Linked DNA regions of Homo sapiens: regions 1 and 3 are each linked to region 2. The links are chromatin loops, found by intact Hi-C in ENCODE. Cell type or tissue: heart left ventricle. All regions are shown on one strand.

Region 1 (8,000 bases), 130 kb before region 2:
TCCATAATACTACTGAATGGAAGGGATCCAGTGCTGGAAACTTTACATTTGACCAGGTGCAGCCCTCAATACTAGGACAGTTTGGCTAGGGGGCTACCCCCACAGGTAGCAGGGAAGAAGGCTGCATTGGTTTGACTGGGATGGAAGAAGAATAAGCTAAGTAGTCTGTCAGAGTTTGCCAGGTTAAAGAGGAAAGATGATAGCACAGGCTGGAGGGAGGTCAAAGTCACATTCTGGGGAAACTAGATGTATGTTGACCAGTAGGGGCAAGCCTAGTATGGAATGGTGGGTGACAGTGAACATTGAGGGCCAATGAGATTTAGAGAATGAATTGAGGAGTGAGGCTTAGGGGAAAGAAGGCCGGGCACATTAGAAGGCTCAGAGGTCTAAGAAGCATGAGGAAGATTGTCCTCCAGAGAGCTGTCCCCTTGAAGGAGGTGCGTTGGCATGATCTTGTCATGAATTTCTCACCCTGTCAGAAACATCTTATGTAGATTTTTTAAAGGGCAACAGTTTTCCTGCTCACTCTGAGTACCTGAACCTTGATTCTAAGACTTAGGTAAGGTTCACTTGGCCTGGATGTTTATAAATGCCAGTACCAAGGGGAGTCCTTGAAATGGCATAGAAGATGGCAAAGGGCTCTGCAGAGCCACGAAACCCAAATTTAGAAATGAGAATTACTAACAATGCATATACAACATGTCTACAATAAACTAGAAAGGATGATATAGTTTCTGATAACAGTCTTTGAACTTTCCCTACCTATGAAATGGTATTAACCCTTAATCAGCAGCTCAGGAAATAGTCCACGGTAGATCCTCATCTTTGTATTTCCTTTACTGTCTGGTTACTTACTGAAAAGTGGTAGCTGAGGCCGTATCTCCTAACCTGCATGCTCTCCCTCTCTATTTTCTTTGTCTCCCATGTTCTCCCTACAAAGTTAGCATTCATTCATTCATTCTTATTTTCTTTCTTTCTCTCTCTCTCTCTCTCTCACTCTCTCTCCCCCTCCCCGTTTTCCTGTGGTATTGAAAGCTTATTGTCAGGATGAGCCCCTTATTGCTTGGAACCCAATCTGTGTCCATGAATTGCCCATTTCACAGAATCACGAAAGCCACGCTGCTTCCTGAGCAACACAGCTAAGTGGCATTCCCCACCCCTGCTCTTAGCAAAAGTTCCTCAGGACATTATTGTTGAATTACTCAATGCCTATTATCATAGAACCTCATGTTCACGCTGGGAGGTAGTTACTACTACCTTTTTCAAATGCTGAAACACAGGTTACCTGCCCGATACCTCTCTGCTATCAAATGTCAAAGGTGAAATTCAGCCCAGGTCTTCTGACTCTACATCCAGCATTCTTTATAGAGCTAAATCTCTCTTCCCACAGAAGATAGAAGCCCACAGTTCTCACATACTTACAAAACTTAAATAGAGTACATTATCTCATGTGGACAGGTGGTTATGACTTTATAAACTAAGAAAATCTAGGCAGATGTTTAGTCAATGTCAAGAAGTGTAAACATGACCCTAATTAATGGATTTGCTGAAAGTTATTGGTCTCTCCTTGTCAGAACTGTTGTTTTCCCTGTCACTTCTCAGATTGGATTAGAAAAAATTAAGCATGAAGAAAATTGGCATTTAAAATGTGTTTATTCTTCACTATCAAGACAGATAGAACTTTCCATTCAAAAGAGAATGAAAAGTTCATTTTGGCATGGTGAATCATAAATAAGAAAAACAGAATAGAGAAATCCTAGGACGATCAATCTCTCATAAAATAAAGAAATCGAGATTTTATCGCAAAGAATTCTGCAGCACATAAAGGCCCTTAGGACTGGACTGATCTCCGAGTTCAAGCGTTACACCCAGTATGCTGCATAAACCCTATTCAGTGTTTGGGCTCATTCTCAAGAGGTTGACATCCTTCCCATTTTCATATCACCTCCCTGGTCCACCTTTGCTAGGTCACAGGTTTTTCAGGCACTTTGCATTCTGCCCTCCCTCCTCTCAAAAGACTTCCCGGCATGTTTTCGATAGCTTCACACCTAGCAGATGGCAGTTTTTCTTCTGACCTTCTGCCAGCCCTCTTCCTTCCTCAGCTTCCTTCCTCTCCACAGCTTCCATTTAAGGTATTTTGGAAGTCCCTCGAAATGGGTCCTTGGTGAGTAAACCCCTTTATTGAGTCTCGGACTTTAAGAAGTTCTTGGCTTCATGGGACCCCCTTCTTCTAGTTGACACTTTTGGGGATTGATTTCAAGAATCATCTGTTGCTGATAAGTCAGTGTGGCTTCTATTGCTGCAGAAGCAAGGAAGAAACTAGGCATATAGTGGAAGAAAATGCGCTTAATTAGAAACTGGTCCTCATTAGGGATTCTTAAAGGAAGTGCTCAATTTGCACCTATGTTAGCAGAGCCTCACACGGATTAATTAAAAGCTGCTACTCTCACCAGCAACACCCTTCATGGCTGGGTTGAATTGTTTGTAGCTGTCAACTCTGTGCCAAGGGCAACAAGGTTTGAATCTGAGTTCTTTGAAATGCAGGTTCTTTCACTCACTATGCAGAATCTAGGGATCCAGACTCTCAAGAGGCAAAGCTCTGGAAGAACAGGTGGAGTGAGTATCCCTCTGGCTTCTGCTCCCGCCAGATGATCACCATGCCTCTCAACTCTACACTCTTTTCCCTGCCTGTGCTCCAGTTCACACTCTCCACATCCCTGGGGCCAGGCTATACCTAGATCCTTCTGCTTGATCTCTCAGGCTCCGATGTTTCAACTCGTCATTCCCTAGGCTATTAACTTCAAGCCCTTAGATGGCATTCAAGCTCCTTGGTGACCTCTCTGCGTCCGTCTCCATCCCCATCTGCTTCCGTGAGCTTCATAGGCAAGCCACTCTCCATAGTTATATGTCCCTCAAATACCCAGCATCCCCATGCCATCATTTCAACCAGACTGTCCTTTTTCTTTTCCCACCTAAGGAAATTCTATTAGTTCTTCATGGCTGGGTTCAAATCCACCTCCTTCACTCTCCAGGAAGACTACATTATTCTTTTCCTAACACTCCTGAAGTGCTTGTCCTCTACAGCATTGCTGCACATATTTTGTTCTGTTCTTTATTACACTAGTCCATATGGCTTTACTCCCTGCTGAATTTAAACTCTTCAAGGGCTTGATCTCTGTCTTATTCATCTCTGTAACCTCACAGTACCTAATCAAGTTCTTTGAACAAAGCCAGTGTTGAAAAGTGTTTGTTGAATTGAGAACAGCAAGCCAGACTTTCTGATGGGCTAGAAAGATATACCTAGAAAGATAGAGCAGAGTAGCATTTCTAAAGATGGAAAGGACAAGCCTGGCTAAAATCATGCTCAAAGAAAGGTTTTCTTTTAGGGTCCTCATCACATCACAATAGCAAATTTTTAAAAAAAGAAAGGGCCGAGCACGTCAGTATAGTTACCGAGCGTACTTGTGTACTGGGCAAAGTACTGAGCGCAATAGAAAGTTACTAAAAGAAAGAACAGATGCTTTTTCTCCTTTAGAGCTGGTCCCTTTTCAAAATAAGGCCTCAAAGTGCATCCCATTATTAACCCTGAAATAGTGGGACACAAACGTCCAGATAGATATGTGCATGCCAATACGTGTTTAAAAATCTGGCGTCACACAGCACACTCCAGAGGAAGCCAAGCCTAAGAGACATGAACACAGTAACACGGTAGGGAGCCGTGTGATCCAGACTGTCCTAAGCAGAAGAGGCCCCGGGTGGAGAATTCTCACACTGACAGCCGCAGAGCCTGCCTTCCCCAGTGTACTGGTTTTCCCAGGGCATCAAACATTTTATTTAATAAGCTACATGTTTGAGTCACAAGCGTAGACTTGACACCCCTGTATGGTCAACTCCAGCTGTCGTTTGTTCTCCTCCCCTCTCTTCTGGCACAGTGGCTGGAACCTGTATCTGGTGTATCACAACGCTCCATTTCGCTGATCACACACAGCCAGAAGTGACAGTCGCTTCTCTCACTGCCAAGGACAGAGGAGACTCTGGCTGGACAGGAGAAATTCAGGTCGAACCAAGGCAAGTGAACGATGGAATTAAAAACGGCTGAGAAATCCCATAGACTTAGAATTACTCATATCTGCAGACTAGAGGGAAATGAGTTGGTCCTGATGACAAAACAACCCTTTCTTTTCTCTAGTCTGTTAAACTTCTATTTTCCCGTCAGACTGTTTTAACAATGCCCTCTACTGGGTATTTTCAAAACTGCAGGGTTCTGCAGGCCTGACCTGCTCTTGTTCTCCTTGAGTAATTCTTTCTGCAAGATGAACTGAACCCAAAGTTTTCTTCACATAAGCAAGATGTTACTGATGTATAGTTTCTTAAGAGCATAAAAAGTGGACCAGTGCATCCCCTGGAAGGAGGGCCTCTTGCCCTCTTGAGAGATTTCTTTGTAAAGGTGCATGAGGAATTGAAATCTCACCACCTCCTGAACTGGCCCAGAGCTGTCCTGGCATGGATGACACAGGGACCTTGACATGGGCTGATGGATTAAGAACAATGTTACATTTTCTGAACGCATCACTTTTCCAACAGCTCTTGATCTCACATGTGAGGCTCTTTCTCATCCCTGAAGGCTACTGACTTTTCCCTGGATATATTTGTATTGTGATTATTCTGCATATCTAAGAATTTCATCCCTTTCTAACCGCTCCTCTGCCAAAACAGAAACCAAAAAAAGCCAAAACATCACTCTGTGCTAGTTAGTTTCTTTGACCCCTCTTAAAGAAACTCTAAACAAAAAATCTGCGTCCAGTTATATCCAAGGGGGTGTTCTTACTGGGTATTCCCGTCAGAACCTCCCATCTGTCTATTTTGGTTCATTCTTTGCCATTATCATGTAACAAGTTCAAGATAATTGTGTTTCATCTCCAGTTATTATTCATAGTCCCTCTGCATGTTGAAGATTGCTGAGACAGCACAGAAAAATAGTAAAGCAACAGATGAGGTCTGTTTGCAAAAAATGTAGAACAATTCGAGGTGCAGGATGTTCTTCAAATTGTGATGGGGTGAGGTTTTGAAAAGTTCTTCGGATGGGCTAGTGTTTGTTTTCTCTCTCCCTCTCCCTCTCTTCCCCCCTCCCCTTTCCGCTTTCCCACTTCCTCTCTCCTCCTTCCTTCCTCCCCATCCATTTCTCTTAAATAGAAACAAAATTCCATATATTCTTAGAATCCATAGGATCCATATATTCTTAGAATCCATAGGATCCAGCATTGCATTTTATTTAAAAGCAAATGCCGACCAAGTAGTCAGTAGCACCCTTTCAGCTCCAATAGTTGGTGCTATATTCTGTACTCAGCAGTAGACTCATTTCATTATTTTGGAGTATGGACCTGAAGAAAATGAATATCAGACATGGGCTAAGCCAAGGCCAGTTAATAAATATTTTAGGCTTTGCAAACCGTATAGTCTCTGTAGCAACTATTCAACTCTGCTCTTATAGCACCAAAGTAGCCACAAATAATAGTAAACAAATGGGCATGGCTCTGTTCTAGTAAACTTACTTGTGGAAACGGGACAGGCTGAATTTGGCCCACAGACCCTCGTTTGCCAATCCCTGGGCTAAGCTATTGCAGGGGTACTGCTGATGGATATGCGGGCTGTGTCCTGTGTGACAGTGCCTAGCCAAGGGGGCAAGTGGGACCTGAAATACAACCCATGCTCTGCTTCTCCACGCCTTCCACCACAAGAGGTCCTTTTTGTAATTCAGACAGAGGTACCATTTGTTCACAGGCTGTCTCCAACCAGAATAAGCACATTTCCTAATGGATTAGGGTACTTAACATGGTTTGCATAAGTGGGAGGAAGAGGGACCTGATTTTCCTGTATTAGGATAAGGGTTACCTTTGATCCCAATGGCTGTTATTGAAATGACTAAAGCCACATGGTTCAAACATGGCTGCCTTAGCCCACATCTACAGACTGGGAGTAGGTGGTGGGAGCAATTCCAACAGAGATGTAGACTGGGAAAGTGCCCCAGGTAAGAGGAACCCCAAAGAAGGTGAGTTTATTGGTTAGGGGGCTTGTTGGATATTATTACCAAAGCCATAGTCCCTTTATGAAGTTTGTTCTGTCCAAAAATGTGATTTAGGCCACTGTATGAGTCCATTCTCACATTGCTGTAAAGAAATACCTAATGCTGGGTAATTTATAAAGAAACGAGGTTTAATTGGGCTCATGTTGCTGGAGGCTGTGCAGGAAGCATGGTGGCATCTGCTTGGCTTCTGGGGAGGCCTTGGGAAAACTTAGAATGGTGGCTGAAGGTGAAAGGAGGAGCAGCACTTCACATGGCCAGGGCAGGAGGGAGGGAGAGAGGGGAGCTATCACACACTGTTAAAGAACCAGATCTCGTGAGAACTCTATCATGAGAACAGCACCAAAGGGGTGGTGCTAAACCGTTCACGAAGGATCCACCACTATGATCCAATCACCTCTTACCAGGCCCTATCTCCAACATGGGGGATTACAACTAAAATGAGATTTGGGTGGGGACACATATCCAAACCATAGCAGCCACCACTCTCCATCTTAGAATGGTAGAATAATAAAATTAGGAGGAAACTTGGTATGCTTTTGCATGCATTTTAACATCAGAACCCTTTGTTCAGGCCGGGCGCGGTGGCTCACGCCTGTAATCCCAGCACTTTGGGAGGCCGAGGCGGGCGGATCACGAGGTCAGGAGATCGAGACCATCCCGGCTAAAACGGTGAAACCCCGTCTCTACTAAAAATACAAAAAATTAGCCGGGCGTAGTGGCGGGCGCCTGTAGTCCCAGCTACTTGGGAGGCTGAGGCAGGAGAATGGCGTGAACCCGGGAGGCGGAGCTTGCAGTGAGCCGAGATCCCGCCACTGCACTCCAGCCTGGGCGACAGAGCGAGACTCCGTCTCAAAAAAAAAAAAAAAAGAACCCTTTGTTCAAATAAAATCTTATCTAGAACTCCAGTATACGCAACTGTGAAAAAGGGAGAGTGCTCTGGTGCAGCTGGAGAGGAAAGACAAGGAGTGCCCTCAGTAACCCCCTCCCCAGATCCGGCTGGCCCAGAGAGAGCTGCTGAGACTCCCCCAGGACCCAGTTTGGAGCCACTGATCTCATCACTGCATAGGAGGGAGAGAGAGAGGGGAGATATGAAACAACGGAGGCAAAATGAAATAAAATAATCTTAGGTGACAACATTTTTTACCAGGTTTTGTTGGTATAAAACACCCTTTCCTTTTCAGTTCCCCTACCTGAAAGTCTTTGGTTGCTTATATATATTTAGGATGTTTTTATATAGGGTAATATAGAATTGTAAGGCTTAATATAATATTAATATTTGACATTCTATTGGATTTAAGCAGCCAGTGGGAAGAGAGTAAATAAAAATAACTACACAAAGGAAACTGCTATTAGCGTTTGTTACCATGTGAATGAAATAGCACATCAGCTGTGCATTTAAAGATCTGGATAGAAGTTTGTTTCAGTTATTTGTTTGTTTTGAGGTACATTTACATACAGTGAAATACATAGCTTTTAAGTACACAGTTTGATCTGTGTTGACTATACTTACGTAACCCACAGCTCTACCAAAATCAACAACATTTCCATCATGCGGGAAAGTTCTCTTATTCCCCTTCCCAATAAATCTTTCCCACCCAGAAGCAATCACAGATGTGATGTCTATCACCACACTTGGTTCTATTCTAGGACTTTGTATAAATGGAATCATACCATATGTACTCTTTTGTGTCTACTTTGTTTCACTTAGCATAATATTTTTGAGATTTATCCATGTTGCAGCATATGGCCATACCTTTTTCCTTTTTATGCCTGAGTAGTGTTCCATTGTGTGAATGAATATGCCAGTTTATCCATTCTCCTGTTTATGGACACTTGGAATGTCTAAAAGCTGCCATGAAAAGCCTTGTTCAAGGCTTTTTGTGGACATATATTCTCATTTCTCTAGGATAAATGC
Region 2 (8,000 bases):
CTCCCTGCCAGCTGAGCTGTGTGAAAAGCACTCAGCTATGAAAAAATGAGAAAGATTGATTGAAATGTTGGTGAGGTCATTGTCAAATATTCTCTGTCAACTGAATGACTGCAAATAGGGAGATGACTGCCCCCCCACCAAGTCAGCCTAGGAGGGTTCAGTCCTTCATTTATTCATTCACACATCACTCCTTCACTGTGCCAGCCAGCCATGACAATTAAGTGCATTTGGGAGGAGGTGGCAGCTGAGCTGGAAAGGGGGTTTGGCATTATGCTGGGAAGGTGTAAAAAGCCAGGCTGAAGATTTGGGCCGTCTTTTTTTTTCCCCCAGATAGTGGGGAGCTGGATTTGGAGACAAGAAACCTTTGTAGACCCTCTGGCACTCTCTATTGACAGATCACTGCTAGGAGGCAGTGTGACTCGGAGAACCGCATGGGCTCCGCCACCAGCTCTGGGTTCCGCACTCATTAGCCAGATGACCTTGGGCTCATTATTTAGCAAGCCTGCACTTCTGTTTCCTCACCTACAAAATATGCATAAAATAGCAGTACATACCTCACGGAGTTGTTCTGGGGCTTAAATGAGTTCATCTGTGCAAACATTTAGACGAAGTGCTTGACATAATCAGAGCTATGTAGGTGCTGTTAATTCTTCTTTGCCCCACTGGTCCCCAGGTTCCATATCTGTAACAAGAAGCAACTGGACCACATAATTTCACATCCTTTTATACCCAAGTTTTTGATCAAGAGAGCTCAGGCTGTACTTTAAGCTTAATGTGACAGTGATTTATAGCATAGCTTGGGGGCGATCTGAACACTTGGGGGCAGAAAAACAAGTTAGGCTTTCCCTGTTTCCATCATTCTCCCACCTTTCCTCCATCTGCCTGTCCCCACCTGGACATACATGCCAAAAGCCACGGCCCATTTTACTAGATCTAGGTAGTATGGGAAAAGACCATGAAGCGGACACATCATCTGTACTGCCAGTGTCTCTCTTCAAAATAAACTTTTTTTTTTTTTGAGCCTGAATCTCACTCTGTTGCCCAGGTTGGAGTACAATGGCATGATCTCAACTCACTGCAACCTCCACCTCCCGGGTTCAAGCAATTCTCCTGCCTCAGCTTCCCAAGTAGCTGGGATAACAGGCACCTGCCACTACAGCCGGCTAATTTTTGTATTTTTAGTAGAGATGGGGTTTCACCATGCTAGCCAGACTGGTCTCAAACTCCTGACCTCAAGCAATCCACTTACCTTGGCCTCCCAAAGTGCTAGGATTACAGGCATGAGCCACCGCGCCCGGCCCGCTTCAAAATAAACTTCTTTACCAGGAAATAGGATTAAGAGGAGGTAGAAGGAAATTAGAGTAGGATCAGAAAGATAGAAAAAGGAGTTTTCTCTGAAACAATAGGACAGCCAGATACAGGCTGAGCAGGCCCAATGATGGATAGAGAGGCACATCCACTGCTGAGCTCTAACCTAGAGAGAGAATGTCTCAAAACTCCTTGCATGGAAGGTGCCTGGAAATGTATTTATTCTCCTGTTGTTTATTCTCACCTCTCTTCATTCCTTTTTCTTTCTTCTGTCCTTGAATCGCAGCAGATAAAAAGACAAATCTGCTGAGAGGATGCATGTCACAAGTGGTCAGATGAATTACAGCCATAGCACCATATAGATAAGAGGCAAGGCTGGCGCCTGGGCAGGTCTGAGAGGGTCCAGGAGGACACACACCATATCAAATTGTGCAATTTAGCAAATGGCTGGTGGCAGACTGAAATGATAGTTAATCTGTTTTCCATGCACTAAAGGCTTTTGCCAAACTAAGATTTGCTGTGAAGACCCAAAGCTGGAGCCCACCCAGGGAGCGGGCTGCCTTGGATGCGTTTCCCAGCCTTCTACAGTGGATGCCAGTAAAACTAACTAGAGACATGAATGGGCACCAGGATAAACACAAGGGGATATTTTGTTCTTACCATTAGAGAAGGATACTGCTAACTGGCAAGAAGTCCCATGGTTGTTATCTTTTGATTAGTAGTAGTAAAAATACTATTTAAAGCTAGTAGCATTTTTTGAGAGCTTGCTTTACACTGGGTACTTTTTCAAGTGTCTTACAAGTATTCGCTCATTTTATCTGCACGGCAGCTGTATGAAGAGAATACTGTCATTATCTTCACTGCATAGGTGAGCAATGGAGGCACAGAGAAGTTCAGCAACTTGTCCAAGCTCTCATAGCTGGGAAGTGGCAGAGCCAGGCTTTGAACTCAGGCAGTCTGACTCAGAGTCCAAGACTGCCGGCCTGAATTGTAGGAGAGAGACAGTGCGGGTATACCAGGAACCAAATCCTATCGGCTGAACATCAGTGTTTAAGTCGAGCCCAGATGCTCTGCACAAAATACAATGTGTCTGTGCACATGTGACTGTTAATCAGCCATTTCCTTGGTTCCTGCTTTGTGCTGGCCACTGAGCTGGACCCTGTGGGATGGATAAATCAATGTCAGTCATGCCCCTGGAGACCTGGCTGTTGCAAAAAGGCTCCTGAAATCATCATAACCCAAAAGAGAAAAGGGCAGGTGCTGAAGAGAAGTATAGGTAAAGAGCAGCAAAATCATAAAGGAGGGGAGACTCTTTGCCTCTGTGGTATCAGGGAATGCTTCTCAGAGCGGGTGGCGTTTGCCCTGAGACTTGAAGTAGGAATTTAAAAACATAGAAATGCAGTGGAACGGGAAGAAGGACATTCTAGGTGGAGAGAAGTAGAGCAAAATGGTCCAATCTGCCCCCCTAAGGGTGTGAGACAGAGAAGTGGATGGGAAGGCCAGGAAGGCTGTCGCCATGTGGGCCGAACATGGGGAGGGAGGTGTTTGTCAGAATCAGAATGGACTCAGAGGGAAGCTGAGCTAAAAGCTTCAATTTACAGATGAAAGAAGAAAGAATTTGGATATGTGACTCACTCAGTGTACCAAGTTCGTGGCAGAAGTAAGTCTCAAACCCCAGGCTTGCCTCCAATTTTCTTTGCACTGATCTCCTGGCATAAACATGTGGCTAACAAGGGTCTCACAATGCCAGGAGGGTGTTACGTTTTTATAACCTGTTCTATTTGAGGGTCTCCAAAATTACATATTTGAAGTTAATATTAGCCAGATGCTAACTGTCTGCAGGCAAGAATAAGCACCCACTTTACATTGGGAGAAGCTAGAGATTTGGGAATCAGGATTTGCTGCAGATACTTTGAGGAATCTAGGCCTCTAATCCACAGTCTCCTAAATTCTGGAACTTCTGGCTTAATTACACTTTTTAATAACCAGTCATCATTGCTGCATAATTTGTGAGGTCTGGTATAGTATGATTCCTGTTCCCTTCAGCTAACCCTGCCCCCACCCCCATCCTTTAATAAACGTAAAACTTTTCTTTCCTGTGAATTCATTTTTTTCCCTTTTATCTTTTGGACCTTTGCAATTAACATATTAATATTTAATTCATATTACCTGAAGGTCCAAGAACACTTTTAAACTCATGAAAAACCTTCACTAGTAATTTAGCTGCTACCAAGGTATCCCTGAGCCCTCATTATTTGCCTCTGGAAAATGCCGTAAACGACATCTAACAGGCTTCAGCTCTGTACCTCTACAAATAAGAAATTAAGCAGTATTCAGAACGCCATTGATTATTAATTTAAAAGAAATCAAAAATCAATATCACATTCCTGTAACCTGGCAGTTTTTCTTAACTGAAGGCAGTTGCCTGCAGAAGCCTTGTGGCTTTCCAGAGCAACGGCGCCCCTTCGTGGTGATAATGTGAACTGCACCCCAGGCGTGATTGAAAATAAGGCAGAAAGGAATGCCGGCCTCGAGCAAGGACACCGGTTCATGCCCAAATCACTTCTGCTTTCAGCCAACAGACTGTTTCTGCCAAAAGATGGACGCAGCTAGATTTTTTTTTTTTTTGTACCGATAATCTGTCTTAAAACTTGGAGAGGATCTCTTTTCCCCTGTGAAGTCAGGAAAATGACAGCAAGCAGCATGGATTGGTTCGAATAATTTTCACCAGAAATGTGGGGTGAGGGGAAGGGATGGGACTGGAGTCAGAGCAGTGATCTGGCGGGATGGGGTGATGAGCCATACGGAGATGAGGTGTGGCGCCACGGGCTGGGAGTCAGGGATTATAGAGTGAGGGTGGGGTAGGATCTTCCTGGTCATCAAAACTATGAGAAATGTAATTATTTACATTTTAAACTAAGCCAAAGACTGTATTGAAATGTCTTACACCCAGAACAGAGAAGTGGTATCACCAAAGTTCAGAATTCCCAGCTCTAACGTGATGCCTTTGGGGACTGCCTCCCCACCCCAGGCTGACCTAACACACCCCTTTGAGAAAAGAGGATTTAGTTTCTCCTGACTGTGAATTGAATATGTGGGATGTGCCCCTCCAGGAGCTTCTAAAATCACCTCTGCTTTGACCTTGAGGGGCCGTGGTAGAGGGGAGACAGCACCGGCTTAGAAACCCCACGGCTCGGCTCTAGTCCCAGCATCAGTGGAGCACCAAGGGGAGAAAGTATTCATCACTGAGGTATTTTATGATATGTATATTGTTCCTGGGCAGTTGCACCCCTTATCGCCTGCACCCTGTGTACAGCTCCCCATTCCTCCTCCCTTGGAGGCCACTGTGCTATGTAACTTGCTGTGGGCTGCAAGAAAGACTGGGCTCCCGTTTCCTCTTCTGAAAGGCAGGAATCATGCTCCCGGCTGACCTCACAGAATCATTCCACAGATTAAATGGCGATATGGCTTGTCTGTGTTCACACTCAAATCCACATGTTGTGGGAGGGACCTGGTGGGTGGTAATTGAATCATGCGGGCAGGTCTTTCCCATGCTGTTCTTGTGATACAGAACAAACCTCATGAGATATGATGGTATCATAATGGGGGGAGGTTCCCCTGCACAAGCTCTCCCTTTGCCTGCTGCCATCTATGTAAGACATGACTTGCACCTCCTTGCCTTCTGCCATGATTGTGAGGCCTCCCCAGCCACGTGGAACTGTAAGTCCATTAAACCTCTTTCTTTTGTAAATTGCCCAGTCTTAGGTATGTCTTTATCAGCAGCATGAAAATGGACTAATACAAATGGGATGTAAAAATAAAATTCTTATATACTTAGAACGGCAATATGAGCTTTACATCTGAGTTATGCTATAATATCAATCAACATATATAATAATATAAAGTAGTATATTTATTATAAGTTATAATAACAGAGTGAGATAGCTTAGTAATTTCTTGTTAGTATCTGCAATCTTGGGGAAAACAAATCTAGAGAAATAAGTCCAAACTGGAGCTGCAGAGTCAAGTGGGCGAGAGAAAGAAGTCTCGCTTTTTTTGTTTTCCAGGAAAGCTCAGGTCCAGTTCAGCAGGCCAGCCCAAGAGACTGGGAGAGCCCTATGTACTCAGGAGAGCAGCCTCACCCCTCGTCCTTGTCCAAGATTGGGGAGTGGGTGCCCACAGCTTGTATGTGTCCCCATGAGAGTGGGTGTCATTATGAGGAGCATCAAAGGGCCAAGCACAGTGGTGACAGATGTGGGGGAATTTGCCATTCTGAGGGCAGAGGAGGTCAAACACAAGTGGACTCGCTTATTAAGCCCAGAAAGAGAACTGGGAGAGGAAGGCCAAGTGAGGATGGAGGCGGAGATCCAGGGCCCATCTGCAAGTCAAGGAGCACCGAGGATGCTCAGCAGCAGAGCCAGGAGAGGGCATGGAGCGGACTCGCTTGCAGAGCCTGTAGAAAGAACCAACTCTGCCGACACTTTGATTTTTAACTTCTGGCCTTCAGAACTGGGAGAGAATAAATTTCCATTGTTTTAACCCACAAAGGAAGAAAAAGACTATCAAGAGTAGAAGGGCCTGACAGGTGGCCACACGGCAGGTGAGTCAGAGAGTTGAGTCACGTGGGAGGTAGTTTAGAAAAGGATTTGTGAAGAGGGCCATCCCCTAGCAGCGTGTTGAATATAGTGAGGAATATGAGATGGAAAAGAATCTTTTTAGAGAACATGGGTGCCAGACATAGCCACAGACAAAGTCGTGAAATAGACAGAAATTTGTCCCATTTATGGAGACTGTGGTTTTCCACCCATATGTCCCCCCACCCCATGTCATGTTTACCTGGCCCTCAGGCTCACGCTGATGGCCCTGGGCTGCTTTTTTCCCCTCAAAAGCTGATGTCTGGTCTCTAATTATAAGATACAAGATGAGATGGAAATAATTGTTAACAATGTATTCATTCAACAATGGATTGTGTAAAAAAAAATGTGGTACACATACACCATGGAATACTACACAGCCATGAAAAGGATAAAGTCGTATTCTTCACAGCAACAGGAATGGAGCTGGAGGCCATTATCCTAAGCAAATTAAAGCAGAGGCACAAAACTCAATACTATGTGTTCTCACTTATAAGTGGGAGCTAAACATTGGGTCCTCATGGACACGAAGATAATAGTAACTGACACTGAAGACTACTAGAGGGGGTAGGGTGGGAGGGGGACGAGGGGTGAAAAACAACCAGCAGGTCCTTTGCTCAGTACTTGAGTGACGGGATCATTTGTCTATCAAACCTCAGCGACATGCAATTTATACATATAACAAACCTGCACATGTACCCCCGAGCCTAAAATAAAAGTCAAAACAAAATATTCATTCCCAAATCATTTACTACATACAAATCGTTAAGTCAGGATCCCTGCTGTGACACTAGGGATTATAGAAGTGTTGAAAGCTTCATTCTCATCCAGTCATTCATTCAGTGCCTGGCTGGGGTTGTGATAAGCAAAAGCAAACCCATCCCTCTCCACATGTAGCTTCCAGTCTCGTGGTGGCATTTCCTCAGAGGATGAAGCCATCCAGGTAGCATAGCAGGCATGAGGTGGTTCCAGTAAATGGAGGTGGGACAGTCTCCTTGGGCTGCCACCCTGCTTGGGGCTATTCCTGGTAGGGCCTGGAGCTCTGCCTAGAGAAGCCCACATGCCCTCTCCTGGAGTCACAAGGGCAGGCCAAGTATTCTGTCCTATTCCAGTCTTTGCTAGAATGTGTCAAGTGCTGTGGGCTTGAGTCCTTGGCAATTTTTGCATGGGACTTAGTTTGGGGGTAAGTTTTCTGGAAACTTGAAATGTTTCACTTAAAAAGAAAAATGCAGGATTCAAAGAAGTAAAGAGTAACAAATAAATAGAGGCTTTTTTAGTTCAGGGGTCAGCAAACTGAGGGCATTGCAGCTGTTCTGGAATTAATGCGTGTCCGGGCAAGGGTCAGTAATTCTGAGATGCCGTTCTGTTGCTTTCAGGCCTTTTTTGGTGAAAACTCTTAAAGGAGGTATAATTCTTCCCTTGCTGGGAGTCTTTGTTTCAGAGGGGTTGTAAAAAAAGATTCCCAGAGGATAAATCATATCTGTATTAACTTCCTAATGAAATGAAAAATTATATCATTGCTGATTATTCCTCCTTGGCTGATATGGAAAAAAATACTATTAATACTTTTTAGTGTGATTTTAATCCTTTGCATTCACGGATATTTGCATTAGTATTTTCTGGACATCATCTTGTTTATATGGATTTTATTCATTGTAAGATGCCATCAGATCCAGGCATCTGAGTTCTGGGGGGGCAATGCTATAATCCCTGCCCAGAACCAAAACTTTCCCTGTGCAGATGGTCTTTCAATAGAGTGGAATGTGTTTGGGGTTTCTGCATATTTCAGTTTACAAACCCTTCAGTGATGGTTGTCTTCATCCTGAGTTTGGCTCCATGCTTCAGAAGATGCAACAGTGCTGAGAACGGTGCCTGACATGCAGGAAACATTCAGTAAGTGTTTGCTGAATGAATGAATAAATTAATTCAACAACAGCTAATGAAAGCACATCCCTTAAAAAGTCTCGGCAATATTGCGAGCATAATACCAAAGGCAGAAACCATAAAAGAAAGAATTGATGGATTGGAAGGGGAAAATCTTTTTTTTTGAGACAGAGT
Region 3 (8,000 bases), 700 kb before region 2:
CTTCGCCACAGCTGGGAATGTAAAATCACCAGGTTGCTGTACACGTGATCCATGGTTTCATTTGAGCATCAGGTCAAGATGAGAAGTTTGGACAGATTCAGGCTGTCCCAGATCCTCGGTGACCTCACTACCTCTCTTCTTTTTGAAACAGTCTGGCTCTCTTGCCAGGCTGGAGTGCAGTAGCACGATCTTGGCTCACTGCAACCTCTGCCGCCCAGGTTCAAGTGATTCCCTTGCCTCAGCCTCCCGAGTAGCTGGGACTACAGGTGCATGCCTTCACGCCCGGCTAATTTCTTGTATTTTAGTAGAGACGGGGTTTTACCTTGTTGGCCAGGATGGTCTCAATTTCCTGACCTCATGATCCACCCACCTCGGCCTCCCAAAGTGCTGGGATTACAGGTGTGAGCCACTGCGCCCGACCTCTTTTATATGGGGTATCATGTACTTGTGTATCCTCTCTTCCTTTTCAAAATTAATATCCTGACATGACCAGACAGAATCTAAGGTTGTTCCTTTTTAGGAAAGGAGAAATGCCCTATAGCTTATAGAAAAATTAAAGTTAGTAGTTTCTTCATGTAGAATTTAGAGACAACTTGAGTAAATTTCTAGTGATTCCAATTTGGCCATACTCAGTTAAACTCACTTCTTATACATTGAGAAAAGTAACATATTGCAGTTATTATTTCCTGTTACATCTAATGCTCTTTTCCTTTTGTTAGATATTATTGGTTCATTCCCTTCTTACGTAATTCCTATGACAAGATTTAACTCTCTGTGAGTAAAATGAAATTGCAGCCTATTAAATTAACATGAAATTTCCAGGATAATGAAAGAGCCCAGCCACACAGCTCCCCTTAAAAATTATGAAGCTGATAGCTTCATGGTAGTTGTATTGTAATTTAATCTACTTCAGAGATTCTTAGGTGAAGTGTATGGGTGCACATCCCTTGACGCAGTCTCAGGCCAGTGGGTTGGTCAGCTGCAAGGAGCCCACCCACAGCTGTGCCCAGAGACAGACTCATTTTAGAGTGGGAGGAGTTGAGGGGCTAATGCAGTATTTCTTCAACCCAAAAAAACATGAGAATACTTTGGAAGTGTGTTAAAATACAGATTTCTGGGGCTCTGGAAGATCTAACACAAGCCCAGGATTCCCCAGTTACATCAGTACCTACAGGTGGCCATGTTCTGTGGCTTGAGAAACACTGCTGCCGCGACTTCACCTTCTTCACCTAGACAATATGGAACTGGATTTTGACCGTCATAACAATGTGTGTAATTCAACTGGATGAGAGTGAGCAGTAGGCCTCAGTTGGTGTGAACACTTGGAGGACATTTTACCTAATCTTCCAGGCATCATTCCTCCTTTACTAAATTAAATATCTAGGATTGGGACACAAGAAAGTATGCTTTAGAAGAGCTCCCAGGTGACGCTCACAGGCCCACTGAATTAGAGGCCCTGTGTACTGAAGTGCACAGCTTCATGCTGTGAGTTGTGTGCATTAAAGAAGAAAGCCATACCAGTGAATTGTTCATTTGTTTCTCTCATAACCTTTGTGCCTAAATCTAATCAATTAAATGGGGCTGTCTCAATTAGAACCACTAGTGAAAAGAAGTGCACTGGCATTTCACACCTGGGAGCTAGTGTCAGCCCATTGTGTTCATAGATAAAACCAAGGATCGGGGTTGATCTTATTTAACCAGTTATCCTTTTAAGAATACATGTGAAAGCCAGGTGTGGCAGTGAGCACTTGTAGTCCTGGCTACTTGGGGGGCTAAGGTGGAAGGATCGCTTAAGCCCAGGAGGCTGAGGCTATAGTGAGCTATGATTGCACCACTGCACTCTAGCCTGAGCAATGGAGCAAGACCCTGTCTCAAAAGCAAAAACAAAAATTAAGAAAATAATAGCCTTATTTTGTCTGTTTTGGGACTTTATATAATATAAATAGAATCATACTATCTGCATTAATTTGTGCCCTGTGTCTTTAAGTCAACATTATGTTGCTAAGATTTATCCATGTGTTGCAGGTAACATTAGCTTTTCTCCATGGCTATGTTATAGTTACAGTGTGAGAATATAGCAGCTCATTTGTCCACTATACTGTTGATGAACATTTGGATTGTTTCCAATTTTGGATATTCAGAATCTTTGCTTTTTTTTTTCCTCTTCTTTTTATTTTTTTGAGATAGAGTCTCATTTTGTCACCCAGGCTGGAGTATAGTGGTGTGAACTTGGCTCACTGCAGCCTCAACTTCCTGAGCTCAAGCAATCCTCCCACCTCAGCCCCCCAAGTAGCTGGGTCTACAGGCACATGCCACCACACCTGGCTAATTTTTTTTATTTTTTATGGAAACAGGGTTCGCCATATTGCCCAGGCTGGTCTCAAACTCCTGAGCTCAAGTAATCTGCCCGTCTCAGCCTCCCAAAATGCTGGCATTACAGGTGTGAGCCACTGCACCCAGCCAATATTAAGAATTCCTGTACATGTCCTTTTGTACACATACATATATGTTTCTTTTGAGTTTCTGGGAATGCAATATCCATGTCAAGAATATACATATGTTCAACTTAGTAGGGTCTCTGAACTAGTTTTCCGAAGTGGTCATAACAAGTAGCACTCCCACCAGCAGTGTATGAGAGCTCTAGTGCTTCGCATCCTTGCCAGCACTTGATATTATAAGTCTTTTAATGTAACCATTCTGGTAGGTGTGTAATGGTCCTTCATTGTGGTTTTAATTTACATTTTCCTAGTAACCGATGATGTTGAGCACCAGTGTTTATTGACCTAGGCTCACTGCAACTTCCACCTCCCAGGTTCAAACAGTTCTCTGGGCTTAGCCTCCCAAGTAGCTGGGACTACAGGTGTGCACCACCACACCCAGCTATTTTTGTGTTTTTAGTAGAGACAGGGTTTCATCATGTTGGCCAGGCTGGTCTCAAATTCCTGACCTCAGGTGATCTGCCTGCCTTGGCCCCCAAAGTGCTGGGATTACAGACATGAGACACTGCACCTGGCCTATTGTGGGACTTTTTAATATCAAAATAGCTTCAAATTTACCGAAAAGTTGCAAAGATAGAGTTCCCATACACCCCTCACCAAGTTTCCCGTGTTGGCATCATCTTACATTAGTGTAGTACATTTATTATAGCTTGAGAATCAATATTCCTTCAGCACTGTAAATATGTTATCCCCCACTCTGTGGGCCTGTAAGGTTTCCACCAGGAAGTTTGCTGCCAGATGTATTGGAGCTCCCTTTTATTTTATTTGCTTCTTTTTTCTTGCTACTTTCAGATATCCTTTCTTTATCCTTGACCTTTGAGAGTTTGATTAATATATGCCTTGAAGTAGTCTTATTTGGGTGGGATCTTTTTGGAGTTCTGTGACCTTCTTGTACCTGGATATTTATATCTTTCTCCAGGTTTGGAAATGTTCATTATTCTTTTGAATAAACTTTGTGCCCCGATCTCCTTCTCTCGCTACATCCTCTTTAGGGCCAATAATTCTTAGATTTACCCTTTTGACAGGACAGGCATGGTGGCTCATGCCTGTAATCCTAGCACTTTGGGAGGCCAAGGCTGGCAGATCACTTGAGGTCAGGAGTTTGAGACCATCCTGGCCAACATCGTGAAATTCTGTCTCTACTAAAAATACAAAAATTAGCTGGGCATGGTGGCGGGTGCCTGTAATCACAGCTACTTAGGAGGCTGAAGTAGAAAACCTGGGAGCAGAGGTTGCAGTGAGCCAAGATAGTGCCACTGCACTCCAACCTGGGTGGAGACTGTCTAAAAAAAAAAGAAAAACAAATTTACCCTTTTGAGGCTATTTTCTAGCTCTTGTAGGCATGTTTCATTCTTATTCTTTTTTCTTTTTTCTACTGTGACTGTGTATTTTCATGTAGCCTGTCTTGAGCTCACTAGTTCTTCCTTCTGCTTGATCAATTCCGCTGTTGAGAAACTGATACATTTTTCACTTTGTCAATTGAATTTTTCAACTCCAGAAATTCTGCTTGATTTTTAAATTACTATTTCAATCTCTTTGATCTCTTTGTTAAATTTTTGATAGAATTCAGAATTCCTTCTATGTGATATCTTGAAGTTTATTGAACTTGCTCGAGGACAGGTATTTTGAATTCTCTGTCTGAATTCTGTGTCACTCTGGGATTGGTCACTGATGCCTTATTTGGTTCATTTGATGAGGTTATGTCTTCCTGGATGTTCTTGATGCCTGTGTACATTCATCAGTGTCTGAGCATTGAAGAGTTAGGTATTTATTCCAATCTTGGCAGCCTGGGCTTGTTTGTACCCGTCCTTCTGGAAAAGGCTTTCCGTGTATTCAAATGGGACTGTTGTGATCTTAGTTTGTGGTCACTGTAGATGTATCAGCACTAGGGGGCACCCTAAGTCCAGGAACGCTTTGACTCACCAACTCCAAGAAGCACTGCTTTGATGGGCTTGGACAGGATAAGGGAGAATTCTCTGGGTTGCTAGGCAATGTCTCTCTCTCTCTCTTCCCTCTCAGGAGTCTCTCTCTGTGCTGGGTTGCCTAGAGTTGGGGAAGGTGATTCAAGCACTCCCATGGCCACCACAGCTGGCACTGCACAGGGTCAGACCTGAAGATAGCACGGTACGGGGTCCCACCCAAGGCCCGTGGTGACTGCTGTCTGGCTACCACCAATGATTACTCAAGGCCCAGGGGCTGGTTAGTCAGCAGGTGGTGAATCCTGCTGGGTCTGGGCTTTTCGCTTCAGGGCAGCAGACTCTCTTCTGGCCCTGGGTGGGTCTGGAACGCCACTCAGGAGCAAAGTTCTGGAATCGAGGGCTTCAGGATTCCACCTGCTTTATTTTCCTGTGGATGAGCTGCTACTCAGGTTGTAAGACAAAGCCCTCTGTAGTCTTTCCTTTCCTTTCCCTAAGTGGAAGGAGCCTCTCCCCAAACTTCCCTGCCTGGAGTTGGAGGACTGGTGGTGTAGGCATTCCCTTGGCCACCATGGCTGGTGTCACATGGGGTCATGTGCACCCCAAGTCCACTTCTTCTTAAACCAGTGCAGCTCTGGGGCTTGTTCAAGGACTGCAGTCCCTGTGGCCTGACTGCCACTCATATGTATTCAGGGCCCCAGGCCACCTTGGTCAGCTGGTGGCAGAACCAGCTGGGACTCAGCTTCCTCCCACTCTGGCTGAGAATTCCCCTCTGGCCCAGAGCTGGTCTAAATGCTCTGTCCGTGGGTGCCAGCAGAATTCTGCTCAGTGTTGTGCTCTGCTGTAACAGGCCAGCAGTGAGTTCCAATGCAAAGTCCCACACCCTCTCCCTCTCTGACGTGCACAGATTCTCTCTCCAAGCTGCTGTGCCAGGGGTGGGGGAGGGAGCATAGGCGATGCAGGACCATCTTTCCCACCCTCTTCAGTGGTTCTTTCCCCTTGATATGATGTGACAAGCAGGTATTGTGATCACTCACCTGATTTTGGATTCTTATGAAGGTGCTTTTTTGTGTGGATAGTTGTTCAATTTGGTGTTCCTGTGGAGGCACAGTTGTTAGAGGGTTCTATTCAGTTATCTTCCTCCCCAAGTCAATATTGATACAGTATTATTAACTAGAGTCTGTACTTTATTTAGGTCAGGACGATTCATTTTTGACAAATGAAAGTGCCATCGAGGAACGCTTTGGGACCACATACTGTTAATTAAACCTCAAGTAAAAATAACTGAAAGTCTGTTGTAGCAAGAGTCAGCCATCTTTGGTCTCACCCCATGCTGGAGAACTCAGAAAGGCTCAAATAGTGTGGTCCTGTGAGACCACTGGGCAGGAAGTATGAAAATCCTACAGTTAAAGGCCTTCCACTTTTAACATGAGTTTTAGTCAACTAAAACTCTCATCCCTTATTTTGAAAATCTTGCCTTTTTCTGCTCTGGAACTCTTGAAACCCCAGAGTTTTGGACTCTTTAGTCATGCAGACTTTAGTTGTATAATCTTTTTTATTTTTGAGATGGAGTCTCACTCTGTCACCTAGGCTGGAGTGCAGTGGCGTGATCTTGGCTCACCACAACTTCTGCCTCCCGGGTTCAAGCGATTCTCTTGCCTCAGCCTCCCAAGTAGTTGGGATTACAGGCACACACCACCATGCCCAGCTAATTCTTGTATTTTTAGTAGAGACAGGGTTTCGCCATGTTGGTCAGGCTGGTTTCGAACTCATGACCTCAGATGATCCACCAGCCTCAGCCTCCCAAAGTGCTGGGATTACAGGCGTAAGCCACCCCGCCCAGCCCTAGTTTTGTAATCTTTAACCAATGTTGCCCTAGTTTTGTAATCTTTAACCGATGTTTGAAATACATCGACCAGCAGCTTCCAGAGCCAATAGGAATGCCAGCTGCCATGGGGAAGGAGCACTCACTGTGCCCCTTGGCCTTGGATGTGAGTCTGAAGAGCCATAGCCCTGCTTGAGTCTCCTCTCCCCTCCTCAGCTTGGTCCCAGAGAGCATCACCACAATCCCTAGTTGTGAGGAAAGCAAGACAGAGGCATGGAGACGGTAGACCTTTTACTTCTCTTTCTTCTGTCTCTTGCCACTGCCAGACTTCCGTGACAAACGTCAGTGGTGCCAATGTGAAAAAAGTGAAAAAAGTTGAAAGTGTCCCTGACAGTCTTAAGTATTTTTACTTTTTAAAGTGCAGACTAAGCCCTAGTGGTCATCTGTCACTTTGAGAGCAGACATTTAAATTATGATGAGAAAGCCAGGAAGGCCAGCCAGGCATCGCTGTTAATAGTTCATGAAAAATTCACTGTTGTTCAACCCAGCCATCACCCGTACCCCGGACAGCACTTTTATAGCTGACATAATGATCCTGAGATACACATGTCTTTGCCCTGCTTCTCCTCAGTACCATGAGCTCCCGACACTCTGCCAGCCCAGTGGTTTTCACCAGTGCCCGGAGTTCACCTAAAGAAGAGCTTCATCCAGCTGCCCCCTCACAGCTCGCACCATCCTTCTCCTCCTCTTCCTCCTCCTCCTCTGGTCCTAGGAGTTTTTACCCTCGCCAGGGCGCTACTAGCAAGTACCTGATTGGATGGAAAAAACCCGAAGGAACCATAAACTCCGTGGGATTTATGGACACGAGAAAGTAAGAGTTACTTTCCTTCCCTTGCTGGTGGCTTGCTTTTAACAGGACAGAGAATAGAAAAGCTTGGCGTGATCTCTTACAACAAAAGAGGCCGGGCTAGGGGGTTGGCAGGAGTTGGTCTGTTGGTGGGATTATGATTTTTTTTCCTAAGTAATATTTTCTTAAATTATTTCTCTGCCTCATTCCTTAAATAAGATTTATTGCAAAATGTTAGGATTTGAGAATCTTAGATCTTGAAAAGAGTGTGTTTGAAGGATACACTTCAGAATAATTGCCCCTCTGGTGCTAAGACCATACTAGTCCCTTTGATTATATTAATCACAGCCTTCCTGTGTAATTCTTAACTAGGCCAGTAGGCACCAGAGGGAATATTACAAAGTGAGTGAGTACCCCTGAAAATAAAGGACTTTTTGACAAGGTAGTACATCAAAAAATTAAATGATTCATTCAATTATTTTGTTTTCGTTTGTGCAAAGGTTGCATTTTGGATGTATACCCTGTGGTCGTTTAGTAAATCTGTTGCTAATTTTGGCTTAGTAAAACTAATAGCTTTATTTAAAAGAGTGACTTATTCATCAGATTTTATTTTGTGTTTCAAATTGGTTTTGTTTCTTCAGTAAGCGTTTATATGAGTAGATTCGCATATAAACAGAAGTAATTATCTGTTTCTCCACATAATATTTCTCTATTGACTTATATTGACTTACATCCTTTAGAGCCCATCATGCCCTTGAGCCAGCCTTGTTGAGTTGGTATCTATCATCTCTTCCCTTTTTTGTCCAGGCGTCATCAGAGCGATGGCAATGAAATAGCCCACACCAGGCTGCGTGCCTCAACCAGAGACCTCCGGGCATCTCCTAAGCCAACCTCCAAGTCCACCATTGAAGAAG

What was found. Peaks named below come from ENCODE experiments on the same cell type or tissue, not always from the same donor. Only the 100,000 strongest peaks of a DNase experiment are listed, where the experiment ranks them.
Region 1: it touches region 2 in a loop (7-fold over the local background); 6 of 110 quality-filtered maps call a loop at or near these places.
Region 3: it touches region 2 in a loop (3-fold over the local background); 3 of 110 quality-filtered maps call a loop at or near these places.

What each region holds. Positions count from the first base shown.
Region 1 is chr14:72,288,355-72,296,354 of GRCh38, forward strand. The region is part of intron 2 of RGS6 (regulator of G protein signaling 6); the gene reads left to right. Among named protein-coding and RNA genes, the nearest start is that of MIR7843, 220 kb to the right of the region's middle. In heart left ventricle, a CTCF peak has its summit at 4,237 (motif pointing left); no DNase peak of the experiment used is centred here; H3K4me3 peaks cover 702 bases.
Region 2 is chr14:72,417,167-72,425,166 of GRCh38, forward strand. All of the region lies in intron 3 of RGS6 (regulator of G protein signaling 6), which reads left to right. It overlaps LOC105370559 (a long non-coding RNA gene), which reads right to left and starts at 2,045. Exons shown (of 4, transcript XR_944018.3): 1 at 1,969-2,045; 2 at 555-682. In heart left ventricle, a CTCF peak has its summit at 3,782; a DNase peak (open chromatin) is centred at 3,775.
Region 3 is chr14:71,716,777-71,724,776 of GRCh38, forward strand. It overlaps SIPA1L1 (signal induced proliferation associated 1 like 1), which reads left to right. Exons shown (of 24, transcript NM_001386936.1): 18 at 6,871-7,110; 19 at 7,894-8,000. Among named protein-coding and RNA genes, the nearest start is that of RGS6, 210 kb to the right of the region's middle. In heart left ventricle, a CTCF peak has its summit at 4,382 (motif pointing right); no DNase peak of the experiment used is centred here.